2 separate regions of the Mus musculus genome follow, and region 2 is linked to region 1. A link is a contact called in ENCODE Hi-C data. All regions are on one chromosome and are shown on one strand. The core of a region is the stretch at or near the end of the contact, and the rest is flanking DNA. Distances in the headings are between cores, read along the strand shown. Region 1 has its middle 30 kb from the start of Apbb1ip. Region 2 holds the start of A930019D19Rik (RIKEN cDNA A930019D19 gene).

Region 1 (7,750 bases), core at 2,236-4,735:
TATGACACAACACCATTAATAACTAACAGCAAGGGAATGATACACACCAACATTAAGTGGTCAATTTCCCAGTGGAAATGGACTGAGTGAAGAAGAAATTGCAGGAAGATGTGTGACCTCTGAAGGGACAGGTGTACCCTTTGTGTTAAATTTAGGAAGCTTGAAGTTTCTCTCTATTGATTTATGAGTTCTTTTAACTCATAAATGTGTATACACATGTATATAGCACCTACAGGGTGAATGAAATAACTAATTATAGTATACTTCAATTAGTTGATCATAGGTTGGAATAAAGATCTGATTCAGAATTAAACATAAGAATTCAACAATAATGTGATTTTAAAGACAGTGCCCAGTGCCTCTAAAGTGACTCTACGATGTCATAGATACTGATGTCAGTGGCACATGTGAGCAGTTAAGTTGTATTCTTGGCTGTATGGAAAGCGGATGCTGGAAAACTTGCTTGCAATGGCTTTGAGCTATACTTATCTAGAATGCTAAAAGAAGACATTCAGAGATTTTTTTTTTTGACTGCCCTGTTAATTATCCAAGTCCCTCTAGTCCTTAGTTTCATGATCCCAAACTATTAGCTGCCTTCCCACATCAGTGCAGAGCATTTTTAGAAGAAATATTTTTAAACAGCTGCATATTCTCAGCCCCTTTGTACTTCCTCTTCTATTTCAACATTTCCATGTTTAGTTCCTCTTATGTGTCTTCTCTTTACTGGTAACTTAGACTTCACATAGTCATCACTTTCTCCTTCCTCATTACTATTTGCTGGGAGGGTTCAATTGGTTTTTTTTTTTTTATAGCATCAGATGTTAGGGGGAAGCTTCTTGTTAGTCAGCTTTCTGATGCTGTAAAAAAAATACTGGAGGTAAGAAACTTATAATGAGAGAAGTGCATTCTGATCTTGGGGGCCCCACTGTTTCACCCCACTTTTTCTAACCTATGCTGAAGCAGTAAGACATATTAGAAAAAACCAACAACAACCAAAGAACAAAAAGATGTAACTCATGACTGGAGGAAAAAAAAAGGCTTAGACCACAATTCTATATCACTTGAAGGACACTCCACCATCCAAACTATTGCAGCCTTTAAATTACCCTAGGTCTTTGCTCAGGAGAATCAGGGATTTATTTTTTTCAACAAATCCTGACAAATATTTTTTGGGAGAAAATACTATTCATTGGGAAAAGACCCCACTGACATGCTGTTGGCTTCCAAGTAGATATATGCTGAGTCAGAATTGATGCTAGTAATATTCGCCTGCTCAAGCCTTATCAACAATTTTTCTTTTACATATTTACTATTGGTGACTGGGCCTCCAATAGTACATTAGCCAAAGCTTCATTTACTTCTTCAAAACTAGTGCATTACTGACCTTAGTAATGGAAATCCCATGCTAGTCATGAAGAGAAGAGATAGCATTCTACTGATTGATATGTATCAAGCATTCATGATATGTTTTCTAAGTGTGACAGAGTTGCCCTATAGCGGGGCCACTGTAAGTCACTTAGAGTATACATGATCATGTTCAGATATGTAGAGAAATGATTAAGTAGTTTTTATATCAAGGTTAACCTGACATAGGAGGTGGCCTGATAAATTTAGGAAGCAATGAGTGAATATGACCTTCACTTTCACTGAAGTGACACCAGATGTTTAAAAGGAGCGGGGTTTCAACTTCACAACCATCTGTCCCTCAATATGTTTAAACTGTACCGCATTGTTTTATTTTTTTGGGAGGGTTTAAATGCAGTTTAGAAAGAATTTAAGCCATCGTAGACAAATGTGATAAAATATTAGGACTGATGAGGTGGCCCAGTGGGTAAGGATGCTTCACCAAGCCTGATGACCTGAGTTAACTTTCTGGAACCCACACAGTAGAAGGAGAGAACTGACTCCTGCACGTTGTTCTCTGACCTGCATACAGGTCCCTCCATCCCCGCAAAAGCCCATAGAAATACAAGGATATTCAGTGCCATTAGTGTATAGGTACTGATTGGTCAGAATGGAAGTCAGCTATTCAGAGCAGGTACTGTCTTGCTTCACATCTGCAAATATCAGCTCTGGCTTTGGAAATTATGAAACAGTGAATCCAAGAAATTAAGACTATTAACATTGTAGGTCTGGATAGAGCTATAACTTAATGGTAGAGTATGTGGCTGGGGTTAGAAAAAGAAAGAAAGAAAGAAAGAAAGAAAGAAAGAAAGAAAGAAAGGAAGGAAGAAAGGAAGAAAGAAAGAGAAAGAAGAAAGAAAAGAGAAGAAGAGAATTTCCCTATTTTGATTTGTTGCATATAATTTGAGTGTCTTTTGCATACATGAAAGAAGAAAAGTGATTGAGTAAGCAAAAGTGAGTTGTACTTGAGTTATAAATGAAATTGAGTTGTAAATGAAATTATCAAGGGTTTCCTACTAAGTAGAAGGTGCCTGGGGCAATGCCAAACACGGACCTGTTTTGGTGGGTCTTGTGTGTGTGTGTGTGTGTGGGGGGGGGGGGCGCTCCCAGCTCAGCTCTCCACTCTTCTTCCCGAGGCCTCACGCCCTCTTGTCCTTTCTGACCTCGACCTCGACCTCTGATCAGATATGGCTGAATTTAAGCATATTAGCCAGGGGAGGAAAAGAAATTAACCAGGAATCCACCGCACAGCGCACAGCGCTGTGAGGCAAATGTAGCATACGCTGCTCCAGGCCGGGCCTTTTTTTGGCCCGGGTCTTTCTTGAATCGGGTTGCTTGGCGATGCAGCCCAAAGCGGGTGGTAAACTCCATCTAAGGCTAAATACGGGCCGGAGACCGATATTCAACAAGTACCGTAAGGGAAAGTTGAAAAGAACTTTGAAGAGAGAGTTCAAGAGGGCGTGAAACCTTTAAGAGGTAAACCGGTGGGGTCTGCGCAGTCCTTCCGGAGGATTCAACCTGGTGGCACGCCCGGCGAGCCGGTGGTCCCAGCGGATCTTTCCCACTCCCCGTTCCTCCCGGTCCCTCAACCCTCCCGCCGATCCCCCCACCCCGCATCCCGCAGCCGCTGTCCCCGCTTCCCCGCCTCACTCTCCCCACCCCCAGAGGGGGGAGGGTCTTGGGCGGGGCAGGGGATGGGGCCAGCAAGAAACCTGCGGTTGCCAGGCGCACTTCCCCGAGACCAGCTCTGGCTTTGGACACCTGGGGAAGGCCCGGGTGGAAGGTGGCTGGCGGGGCGCGGGTGGGGTGGGGTGGGGCCGCTTCAGCTGTGGCGCGGAACCACCCCGCCCCTCTCCGCCGCAGCAGCGTTCGCCTAATCCGGGGGCAGAGGAAGCCAGATACCCTAGAAACCCGTCGCCCCGCTTCGCCCCCCCCCCCCCACACTTCAACGGGGTGGGGGGCTGGGCCGCCCCTCCCACGGCAAGACCCCTCTCCCACACACCCCCCCGCCCCCATCGCCTCTCTCCCTCTCACGGGGAGGGGACCTGGTGGCGGGACGGACTGTCCCCAGTGCATACTTGACTGGACCTGACATGTTTTCCTTTTGTATCTGTGCAGGGTTCCCAGACTGCCCTTTGAGAATAAAATGGGAGGCCAGACCAAAGTCTTTTGGATAAAGCACTGGGAGTGACTACACACTAATCCATTTGTTTGGAACGACTGGCAGCCTTCCTTCCCAAGGCATGGGTCATCCCAGCTTGGGAAGACCTCCCTCCCTCCCTCCCTCCCTCCCTCCCTCCCTCCCTCCCGACCCATTTTCACTCTTCCACCATACACTCAATTAAATAAATAAATAAATAAATAAATAAATAAATAAATAAATAAATAAATGAAGTTTCCAGTTATTTATTTGTCTAAGCTACCTAAATTCTCCCTCAACACCTCCCCCTACTCCCCACCCCCACGCAGCCATCTCCTTGTGGGGGTAGGGACCAGCACATCTGTGTCTTTCTCTCTATGAACTACTTGTTTTCCTGTCCACATTGCTCCAGCACTATGTAGCCCTTTGGAAATGGTAATGGAGTTGATAACACACCCTATCAGAAAGGGAAGGCTCCACTCACTCACTCACTCACTCACTCACTCTCACCCAACCCCGCTCTGCTACCTCAAGGATTTCTAAGGCAGAATCTGGCTTTGTATTTCTAATTTTTTGTTTGTTATTGTTTTTGTTTTTGTTTTTTCGAGACAGGGGTTTTTGGGTTTTTTTGAGACAGGGTTTCTCTGTGTAGCTCTGGTTGTCCTGGAACTCACTCTGTAGACCAGTCTGGCCTCAAACTTAAACTCAGAAATCTGCCTGCCCCTGCCTCCCAAGTGCTGAGATTGAAGGTGTGTGACACCACTGCCCGGCTCTAATTTTTTAAAAAACATTATGTATGTATGTATGTATGTATGTATGTATGTATGTATGTATGTATGTATATGTCTTGCCTTGCCTTGCCTTGTGTAGCTCTGGTTGTCCTGGAACTCACTCTGTAGACCATAAAGAAGAAGGAGGAAGAGGAGGAGGAGGAGAAGAGAAAGAAGAAGAAGAAGAAGAAGAAGAAGAAGAAGAAGAAGAAGAAGAAGAAGAAGAAGAAGAAGAAGAAGAAGACCCTCTAACTCATGCAAGGGGAGTGTAGGAAGGACACTACCACCACCCCAACCAAATAGAACCATAAATACTAAAAACAGGAATCAGTTACAACTCGGCCTTAGGATCTCTATGTGGTCACATGGGTTTTGTTTTGTTTGTTTCTGCTTTTCTTTTTTCTGTTTGTTTGTTTTGTTTTGTTTTGTTTTCTTGTCTGTAAATCCACATACATAGTTCCCCACATATTTCCAAACAAATACTTGTTGTGATTCTCATTTCATTTCAAGGATACTCTCTCGATCAGAAGAGCTTTCTTACAATTCTCCGCATGGAAATTGGAGTTACATCCCTGTCATCTGGAGGATAACAAGTGTGTGTGTTAGGAGGCGGGCAAGGAAATGAATTCAGAGGGTGGGTGTTTCTTTCCTGTGTGACCTTGATTCAAAATTGAATCCAAACAAAAGAACACATTAAGAAGAAAATAAAGCAAATGCACAGGTTACCTTGGAGGCCTGCTTAGTGTTGCTCCCTAGTCTAGTTTTTAAAGATATATTTATTTATTTTATGTATATGAGTACTTTGTCACTCTCTTGGACATGTGTGATGGTTTGTATATTCTTGGGCCAGGGAGTGGCACCATTTGGAGGTGTGGCCTTGTTGGAATAGGTGTGTCACTGTGAGTGTGGGCTTAAGATCCTCACCCTAGTTGTCTGGAAGTCAGTCTTCCACTAGCAGCCTTTGGATGAAGACATAGAACTCTCAGCTCTGCCTGCACCATGACAGCCTGGATTCTGCCATGCTCCCACTTTGATGATAATGGACTGAACCTCTGAATCTGTAAGCCAGCCCTAATTAAATGTTGTTTTTATAAGACTTGCCTTGGTCATGGTGTCTGTTCACAGCAGTAAAACCCTAACTAAGACAACATGCCAGAAAAGGGATTCCCCCATGACAGATGGTTGTGAGCCACCATCTGGTAGCTGGAAATTGAACTCAGGACCTCTGGAAGAAAAGTCAGTGCTCTTAACTGCTGAACCATCTGTCCAGCCTGCTCACCCCCACCCCCCAGTTTAATTTTTAAAAAACAGAGGTGTGAGGATAATCAGAAGGCTCAGTGGAAGTAAGCGGGTGTTATATGGGTGCCAACAATATGATTCCTCTTACACAAGGTTACACATGGCATGATGGCCAAGATGTCGGGCAACCACACAATTAGTGAAGAGATTGAACTATAGCTTATGATACAATTCTCCCTCTCTGTCTCTTTTTCTCTCTTTGCCCTCTCTCTCTCTCTCTCTCTCTCTCTCTCTCTCTCTCTCTCTCTCCCTTCCTCCCTCCCTCCCTCCCTCTCTGTCCCTCTCAGACATGCATGAATAAAAATTGAAATTCAGCTAAATGTACAATGAAAGGAAGCCAGGTGAAGTGCATCCTGTCTTTAATCCCATCATTCATTTGGGAAGGAGAGGTGTGTAGAACTCTGTGAGCTGGAGGTGGGCAGGGTCTCATCTAGACTTACAGGTCTATGTGCAGAGATCCCTGACTCAACTGAAGAAATGAAGAGGAAAATAAAAGAAATAGATATGATTAACTTGGAATAAACCAAACAAACTAAGAAAAAAAGGAAGGCAGTAATGGGGTGGCCTGGCTTATAGAAGAGGGGCAAACATTGGTCTACCATTGCCTCCTTCATTGAACAAACACAGGACACTGCACAGGATCTTGCTGCCATCTGCTGCCCAGACAGACGGTCTGTCTTCCCAAAGGTCAGCCAGCCATCAGATGCATGGGGAGTGCCAGGTCCAAGCCCTGCATAGTCCAGCAAGGTGCTTAGAGCCTAAGAAAGAGTGCACAGGTGTTGTGGGGAGGGCTCTTCTCACGAACCCAGCATTGATTTGGCTTCTTGTGCTCTTGAGACAGGAAGATCGAGCATCTGGAATTTAGTGAGGAATCATACAAGGGACATAGAATGCAAAACATTTATTTACAAAGCAAGTGGTCAGTCGGATTAGGAGGATAGACACCCAACCCCCCACTGGTCTACCTTCCCTGTTGTCCCATGCCTCCCTCAGCATGAGCACACGGGGCCAGGGACATGCTTCTCCCAGCAAGCCTGTTTTCTGCTGTGAACTCAGTCTGACAGATAGAGGCTCAAGGATCCCTAAAGACGAGAGCGTTTATTAGAAGAAGGCTAGCTAGCAGTGTTCTTCACACTAGGAACAACAGCAGCAACAGCAGCAACAACAAAAGTATATTGGGATTTTTAAATTTCTTATGCCCTTGATCCAGGCCACCCACCGCCGCCATTACTTTTAGCAGGCAGGGATGGGGCCAGAATTTCAGGTAAACAGTTTTCTTTCTTTCTTTTTTCTTTTTTTTAAAAAGGTGTTCCAAAATGCTCAGGGACATCACTCTCCCTCCAGCCAGGGAGGAGTCTCAGGCTATCATCTGTTGTGGAATGTATGCGAGCTTGCTTTGCTTTGATTGTTGGGCCAAACTTGACAGGCATTTCTTTTGGCTTTGTGTGTTTTGTTTTGTTTTCCAGCTTGCTTGATCTGCTCACTCACTCACTCACTCACTCACTCACTCACTCACATACTCACTCACACTCACTCACATACTCACTCACATACTCACACTCACATACTCACTCACATACTCACACTCACTCACACACTCACATACTCACTCAATACTCACACACTCACATACTCATTCACATACTCACTCACATGCTCACACTCACACTCACTCACATACTCAATATTCACACACTCACATACTCACTCACATACTCACATACTCACACACTCGCTCACACACTCACTCACATACTCACTAACACTCTCACTCACATACTCACATACTCACTCACATACTCACACTCACTCACACTCACTCACATACTCAATACTCACACACTCACATACTCACTCACATACTCACACACTCGCTCACACACTCACTCACATACTCACTCACACACTCACTCACACATTCGCTCACATACTCACTCACACATTCGCTCACATACTCACTCACTCACATACTCGCTCACTCACATACTCACTCACACACTCGCTCACACACTCACTCATTCACACTCACTCACACACTCACATTTGCTCACATACTCGCTCACACACTCACTCACACACTCACTTGCTCATTCCCAAACTCACTCACTCACTCACTCACTCACTCACTCACTCACTC
Region 2 (7,802 bases), core at 65-2,564, about 120 Mb before region 1:
TAAGTGATGAGCATTAGAACGGGAAAGCTGAGTAACTGCATTTAAAACAAATCACCCACTGCTCTGCATGCAAAATTGCACGTGTGTTTGTCTCCTTAACTAATTACCGAAGCTACGAAGAGCGAGCTCTGTATCTGGAAGCAATAATTCAAAACCACCGGGAAGTCATGACATTTGAGGATTTCGCTGCTCAAGTCTTTTCTCCCTCTCCCAGCTACTCTGTCAGTGGAACGGGTGAGTGTCTACATGATTCTCCTCCCTCCCGCTTAAGACGTATTGAGTAGCAGATGTACACCTGTTTTTCACAGATAAATGCTTGCAAATTTAAGAAGAACGTTCCCCCTCTGAATCAACTAATGAATTTCAAAAGGAATGATGACATTCATTTTAATTTGTTTTGTATCCGAGCTGTTCGCTGTGTTCCTTTCTTCTGCTATCCTGTTAACCCTCGAATCTAGCAAGGTTAATGAACTTTTTCTCAATAATGTGCTCCGGTTCATTCAGGAGTGTGAGTTTCTTGCTGAGCTGGGAATATGGTGTTTAAAAGCGATGCCCAAATCACTGCATACTTATCAGAAAAGAGTTCCTCACAGTTGAAGCCGTCGCTCTAATGCTAAATGGGGATTATGCTGCTGAGATACCAGGGTCAGGGATTACTGCCAGAGACAGGGAAGGACAGTGTCCCCAGGCCTGTCATTACAGAGGGCCTCGTACACCAGTGTCATGTGGACAAGCCACTGACCACAGCAGCACCTGGTGTGGAGCCTTTAGAAAGTAAATTATAATGGCTTTCATTTAGTAGGTCAGTGGAATTTTCCATGGATTCCCTTATTTTTAGATACATACTATTTCTATATAATACTATCAATTTGAAAAAAGTATGTCCTGCCACTTAAATTGTTGGTATGATTATTACAGGTTTTTTTAAAGAATAAAATTATTACTGGTAAATTATTTTCATGTGCTGTTACAGATTAATTGCCTGTCAGACAGTAAGTGGAATATTTAGTGTACAGCATGTTGAAAATCTCAATGAGGGGCTTCCCTCACCTTCCCTGGTTTCAGCATAGCTATAAGGATGCTTAATAGATTTCTAGCCTGTGTTAATTGCTTCTGAACCAGGCTTGCTTCTCCTGTGCTGACTTGTTAACAAATATCTTACACACAAAGTGAAAAAAATTAAATTCAGTGAAATAAATCACTTACAAATAAAATCAGCCATGCGTCATTGTTTAACATCGCTGGCTTCAGGCCGTGCCTCTTGGAGCTTTGTTGGGAGATAAGAGAGAGAGGCAGGCACTTGCTTGGGAAGCCAGGAGCAGCAGGCAGAAGGCTTGGGAGATAAGCAAGCTGGCAGAGGTGCAGAGCTCCATTTACATAATCACGCCTCTGCTTCCTGGTGAGGCGAGAGAAACACAGGGATGGCCTCTATTGATCTTTGTTGAACTGGGATACTGAGCAACATGAGAAAAGCTTATAACTTAAAGCTTTGATTAATGTTTCTTACATTAAAAAAAGTAGAACAGCTGTGAATTGAATTCTTTTATACGCTCTGCCAGCATTCTATCTAAGACAAGAAAAAAATCTGTTTCAAGGGAAATGAAGATTTCATACCCAGTCTGGCTAGCGGTTTAAAATTGTGTCTAATTTTTCAGTGAAAGAACAGGAGGAATCCACAGCAAGCTAATGCTTTCCAGCTCCATTCAGTCTCTTCCCATCCTTTGGAGACGCTGGGACTCGGCGTTTCTCAGCAGAGGCTTTGGTTTTGGGTTTGTTTCTTGGTTTTTTTTTTTTTTGTTTTTTTTTGTTTTTGGTTTTGTTTTTGTTGTTTTTTTTTTTTTTTAACTTCTAAGAAAACATTTCATTTCTTAAAAATAAAAGAAAAAAATGAAATGATAAATGTTTATATTTCCTAACTTTTTATTTTTAAAGTTGATGATGATCAATGTTATTGAAATAATGATGGCTGTTATTTTCTATGTATATTTTAGCCTCTGTATAAATAAAGTTCAACCAATTCAGTTCTTAGGACTGTAGGAGCATTTTGATTTGTGTGACCACTTTGGAGAAGGGTAGATTTTGTTTTTTTGTTTTTTGTTTTGTTTTGTTTTAGAGAATGTCCTGTTTTTTTTTTCTTTAATTATTTAGTAAAAATTCCAACAGCTTGTCAGGACAGACATTAGAACTTTTATATATGGGGCAAGAAACCAAATATAGAACACCAAAGCAAATGGATTTTATCCTTCAGATCAACATCAGCACCGCATCCCGTCATGTTCACAACTTCTGCTTGCCCTTCACAGTGATAAGGAAAGAGATAGAAATGCAATCTATTTGAACTGCAGTGTGAGGGCAGTGCAGTGAGAATGGGGTTCACAGCCTCATCTGTGCAGGGGCACCTCTCAGAGCTGTATTCTTCCTGGTGTATGTGCAGCTTCACCCCTATTTTCACAGAGGAAAAGACTTTTCACTTATTCATAGTGGTTTTTTTATTTTCTTAGGACAAACACAGTCAAAACCAGATGAGCCCAGCCCAGCCAACTTACACTCAGAGACTGAGGTGAAGTCTGTTCTTCCAGACCACCTGGAAAAATGGACCCTGAACTTCTTACACACAGGGTCCAGTCAAACTGTCTGTGGCCATTTACATCATCAAAGCAGGGACGTGGGCGCCCAAGCGCTTTACATACATATGACAGGCTTCCCTAGGATACAGTCTTTAAGGAAGGTACTGCACTGTATAATACAGCACAGCCAGAGAGCAGCACAGCCCCACTGTAGAGAGATGTGCAGCTGAGCTTGACCATAGACTCTGTTGATGGGAAAAGCCTGTGCCTGCCACACTCCCTGACCACAGAGGCCTAGGAGCCAGAGCACCCAAATGAGTGAGTGTACTTCTATCCAAGGTACACCATGAGCTCTGAATAGGGACATGGGACTCAAATATAAGAGTTCATCTTCTGTCAACTCCTTTAAAAGGAGAATTCATCTCCCAACCAGAAATGCTATTTTAAAGCAGCCCTTGGTATCTGTTGCATCTATTGTTAGAATTAATAATACTCTGTATGAAAGGTATTTGGATAGCTTTTTTACCTAGCCCTGCCTGCAGTTTGCAATTTGATCCCTTCCCATATTGGCAAGTAATAAATAATCGAAAAGGAAGCTGATATTAACATTTATATGTTTTATGCATGCATATTTGTATATTCTTAACCCACAGAGCTATGGGAGTAGAGTGCTAAGTTTGTGTTTTCATGTTATCACGGAAGGGGAGCAGCAGAGAGGACTATAAAGGGTTAACTGGAATGGGCACCCTCGAGTGCTGGGGAGGGACTGATGTAATCACTGCAGCTCACAGCCAAGTGCATCTGTTCACCATGAGGTCATTCTTCTGCATGCTAATGACCTGGAGAATCCAGTCTGGTGTTTGACATTATCCAAAGGGATATAGTGTAAATCTTTACCTTTGGGAGCGGCTCTTACTGAACAAAAAGAGGGAAAGAAACTTGTTTGGACTTGCATGGGGGTTTCCTTATTGCTGGGGTTTTTGGGTGGTTTTGGTTTGGTTTTTTTTTTTTTTCACCCCCTGAAGCTGCTCTAAAGATTGTGTCTGGACCTTACTTGGAGTAGTCCATTTGTGTCTGTTGATAAGTGAATCCCAAAATTTCTGTTATGGTCACAGCTGTCAATTTGGCAATTGAGAACAGTAGGTTTGTCTCATGTAAAATCTAACTTTCAGCATTTAAAATTATCATGGTCAGAAGTTGGTGAGAATGTTTTTATCCCAAGGAATGTATAAAACCAAGTTCAAGGAGATTTGTTCTCAGTGTCCCTGGATTGGCTGGTGTTTGTTTGAGATGCCAACACTGGTTATGGCTACTGCCCACTTCAATACTGCTGAGGAGGGCCAGCAGAGGGAGCACAGGTCTTTGTTTATTTGTTAGTCTCAAAAACACAGCCCTTGATTTCTCCAATACAGAGTCAGCAGTACTTTCTCCTTCCTTTGTGACAGGCGAGGTGGAAAGGCTCCAGGATAACAGAGCAAGTGGGAGAAAATGTGTCACCCCGACTTTGATCCCCTATCTGCTGCTTGAATATAGGTCATATTTGAGGCTTAAACCAGATTAGTCTGGGTCAGTCTTAAGATGCTGCCACTGCCCAAAGCTGCACACTTTCCTCTTTCTCAGATGTGTGCCTGGATGGTGTCTTGGAAAGGAGGATTGTGGTCATCTGTCTCGTAGAATAGACTTGTCATTCTTTCCTGCTTTTCACTACAATAGCTTTTGACACTGTACCAGAAATCCTAACCTTGTCCAATGAATGAATTCACAAAGCCACAGACATCCTGCTATACCTTGGACATCCCAAAGGGAATCTAGGTTATAGATGCTGCACTAGTTCTGTAGTTCACTGGCCTTTTCCCCAAGGGATGAAGAAGTTCCACCAGCTTCCCCTTGTTGAGGCCACCATGCATGGGTGCTCACTATACCAGCATCTTACACCATGCATGGGTGCTCACTATACCAGCATCTTACAGACTTATGATTTTGTATACAGATCCTGGAAGGAATATTTTACTGGGCAATTAATAAGCAAGTTAGCCCCCAGAAACAGACAGGTAAAGCCCAACCTTGGCCCAACAAGCTTTTCATGCAGGTTGAAAGGGTAATCCCCTGCATATCACTCAGTTGGTATCCACTCTTTCTCATTCTCCCTTCCTCCATCCCTGTTAAAGTGGTCTTAAGAAGGCTTAGATTGATAGCACAGCTTATACTTATGCTTCTTATGTATTTAGCTTTATCATAGCTTAGGGAAACCAGCAAAGAACATCAGAGAATGTGGAGGTAGAAGGGACTTCATAGAATAGCAAGTCTAGCCTCTTCTTAGTAGTTTTGACTAAGCTAAAGCATAAACCATGAATGAACAACTGCAGGTTGCAGACAAGCTTGACAACTATCCCTCACCTTCCATCCCACATATAGACATGCCAAACCAGTGCCTACGCTATGATGATGGTCCTATAAATCAACAATATGGCTGGTTTGTTGTTGATATTAAAGCCCAGAATTAAATTTGAAAATTACATGTAGAGAACCCAGAAGTTTTCTGTAAACATAAGTTCTCTTATGTCACTGTCTACTTAAGAGCTCACAACCAGCCCAACTTAAACCCTCAGCATACTTGGCTATCCCTGGCCAATATGTTGCCATGTGTTCTGTAGATAGATAACTACCTCCACCCCAACAATGCCATCTGGCCCCAGCCTAGATCTTTTCCACACAGCCAGTTCAATTCTGCCCCTTTTTGTTTTTGTCTTGTAACTTATACATGTATTCTTGGAAAGGTAAGAAGCTATTGATAGAAAGTTCTTAACCACTCTTAATTCTATCACCTAGACCCAGCTTGCACAACATTGTATTTTAGTGTGATCAACTTACAATGGATTTATATGACTCTTACAAGTGCAGGAACATCTGCACTTCTGTCTTATTTTTTTTTAAAGAACATGTAACTCTGTAGTGCATGTGTTTATCTAAGGGAGCTATAAATTCTTTAAAGAACAATGCCTGCCATCTCCTTTTTACAATACATGCAATAGGAGAAAAATAGGAAAGCAGGACAGAAAGAAGTCAGGCTGTTGCTTTAAGTGGTACAGGTGTGTCTCCAGACCACAGATGTGTTGGGTCTGATGCAAGATGCAGAACAAACACCTATAATTACATTTCATCTGCCTTCTCCCTTCTCTTAGGAAAAGTGGGTCAGTGACAAGCAATATGGTCAAAGCCTGGTGTGGGGAGACGGGGGGGGGGGGGGGGGAGAGCCAGGAGCCAGGTTAATCCCCAGGCTGGGTAGTGCAGCTCTGAGTAACTGAAACTTGATTCTGGGTGCTTTTGTAAGTGATGTTCAGGGTTTCAGAGAGAACTCTCCATGGCCCTCTTTGTCACCACAGTTTTGTGCTTATTCATACCTGTATCCTTTTAACACTCCGTTACTCCTCTCCTGTTGCTCTGGGAGACAGGCAGAGGTGAGACATATTTTTCCATTTGGTCAGCTAGAAAGTGATACTGCAGCCTGTCAGATGTGACATCTCTGAGACAGCTCTGCCTTCCTTAGGCTGCTGCCACTGAGCAGACCTCTAAAGGGTACCTAAGGATACACACAAAGTTCTGGAACCCTTGAGAAGACCTGAGTCTCTACTTTTGTGGTAATGAGTCTTAAGAGAGAAAAAAAGATATACATGAATGCTTTGTGTCTTAAAAGAAAAAAAAAAGTCCTAGATACTTCACAGCAAAATGTGACTACAAGTGAAAGTAAGCCTGCTGGCCATGACTTAGACTCTCCTGAGGTCGGCTGTGCCATCTGTCTTGTGATCCTGGAGCTTGGGAACAGGAGCTCCTGTGTCCTTCACCATCCACTGATCGTTCAGCTTTTACCTTTGCAACACTGCCAAAAACCTAGGATGCCTGAGAACTAAAAAGCCCTTCCGCAAGACCAGGATAGACTGAGTAGATTGGGGAAGAGCCTCATGGGCCGTCCAGACCCTGACCAGTGCTGGGACTTGAGTCCATAGCTTCTGAGGATGGAAAGGGAGCTGGCATATTAGAGTTGTTTAGAATGTGTGTCTGTGGAAGCACCTCAGAGCATCTGCTTCTTATGAGATATTGTAGCCATTCAATCCCGCTTCCTTCCAGGATGTTATGTGCAGGTGGCATATCTTTCCCGCCTAACTGCTAATTATGGCTCAGGGGACACTGAAGCAGTTACCAAGGGATGGCAAGCAGGTACCAAGAATCTTTCTCAGACAGAGTTTTGGAAATGAACCTCAATTAAAGCTTATTCAAAATAACCTTTACAGTTTTTCTGAGACAAGCCCAGGGTTTGGGACAGCCCAGGCTCACATTCTTTGTCAATGGCAGTTGTGGCCTTCATGTCAATCTGTCCTTGCAGGTGGTCCATGTGCAGCCTTAGCAGCTGGGGCTTCCTGGAAGACTCAATGATTTTGCTCGGATTTCCACTTAGCAAAGAGCAAACTAAAGCAAAGCCAAATGAAGCTCTTGTGCTGGCATTAGAGTATGCAGTTGGATAGACGGAATGTTTTGTGCTATCCTTTCCAGGGACATTCAGGGTGACACCCAGGGGGAAAAAAAACTGTAAATTTGCTCTTAAAACCCCACAGAATGCTGAGTGGAAAAAATGTTTTGAAAATGGGGAAACATGCCAGTCAATATTGCAAGAGGACAGGTAGGTGGAAGGGGAGGGAATTCACAGCATTAATATGGCCAATGTTGAATTCTTGGCATATAAGAAAGTTCACAGCATTATGGAAGAGAAAGAATAACCAAAAGCCTGTTTGTTTGTTTTTTTCACCACTTAAAGAATATAGAATGATAAAATCCCAGATGAACTTCACCTACCTGTGTTCCCCCAACCTGCTGGAGGCCACAATGAGGTATTGAAGATCTGGCCAGCTTAGAATCCTGGTGGTACCCACACCTCTCCTGCAGCTCAATCAGACCACAGGACAGCAGCTTCATTCCTCACATCTCACAAACCTACAGGGCAGGGTTTTAGACGGTCACTCCACCCTCAGAAGAGTATCCTAGGACTTAATAGGAGAGGCATAGAAGTGGGCGAAGCAGAAAGGTGCCCTGCCTTCCTTGAGGCTACCTCCCAGGCAGGAGAGAAGGAATCAGCCATCAGGAGCTCCTTGGTGCTAAGCAAGAAAAGACAATGGGGGATGAGTCTGAGTGACCCGAGGAACAGGAAGTGGTTCTTTGAGTGAGTCCTGTCTCACTCAAAAA

Evidence for each region. Hi-C counts contacts between places; a loop is a spot of excess contacts on that map.
Region 2: a loop to region 1 is called in a map of T-helper 17 cell, with 12396 times the contacts of the local background. The contact joins the promoter of A930019D19Rik here to the enhancer-like site in region 1. A Hi-C loop is called at or near these places in 5 of 37 maps with a recorded cell type or tissue (T-helper 1 cell, T-helper 17 cell, T-helper 2 cell and 1 more).

What each region holds. Positions count from the first base shown.
Region 1 is chr2:22,739,971-22,747,720 of GRCm38, reverse strand. No RefSeq gene overlaps it. Among named protein-coding and RNA genes, the nearest start is that of Apbb1ip, 30 kb to the left of the region's middle. Within about 2 kb of position 3,485, at least 1 of the 3 ENCODE cell types and tissues checked has a DNase peak (open chromatin) inside an H3K27ac peak, as active enhancers do.
Region 2 is chr2:146,252,798-146,260,599 of GRCm38, reverse strand. It overlaps A930019D19Rik (RIKEN cDNA A930019D19 gene), which reads right to left and starts at 1,314. Exons shown (of 4, transcript NR_040619.1): 1 at 1,207-1,314. It overlaps Ralgapa2 (Ral GTPase activating protein, alpha subunit 2 (catalytic)), which reads left to right. Exons shown (of 41, transcript NM_001033348.3): 39 at 113-234.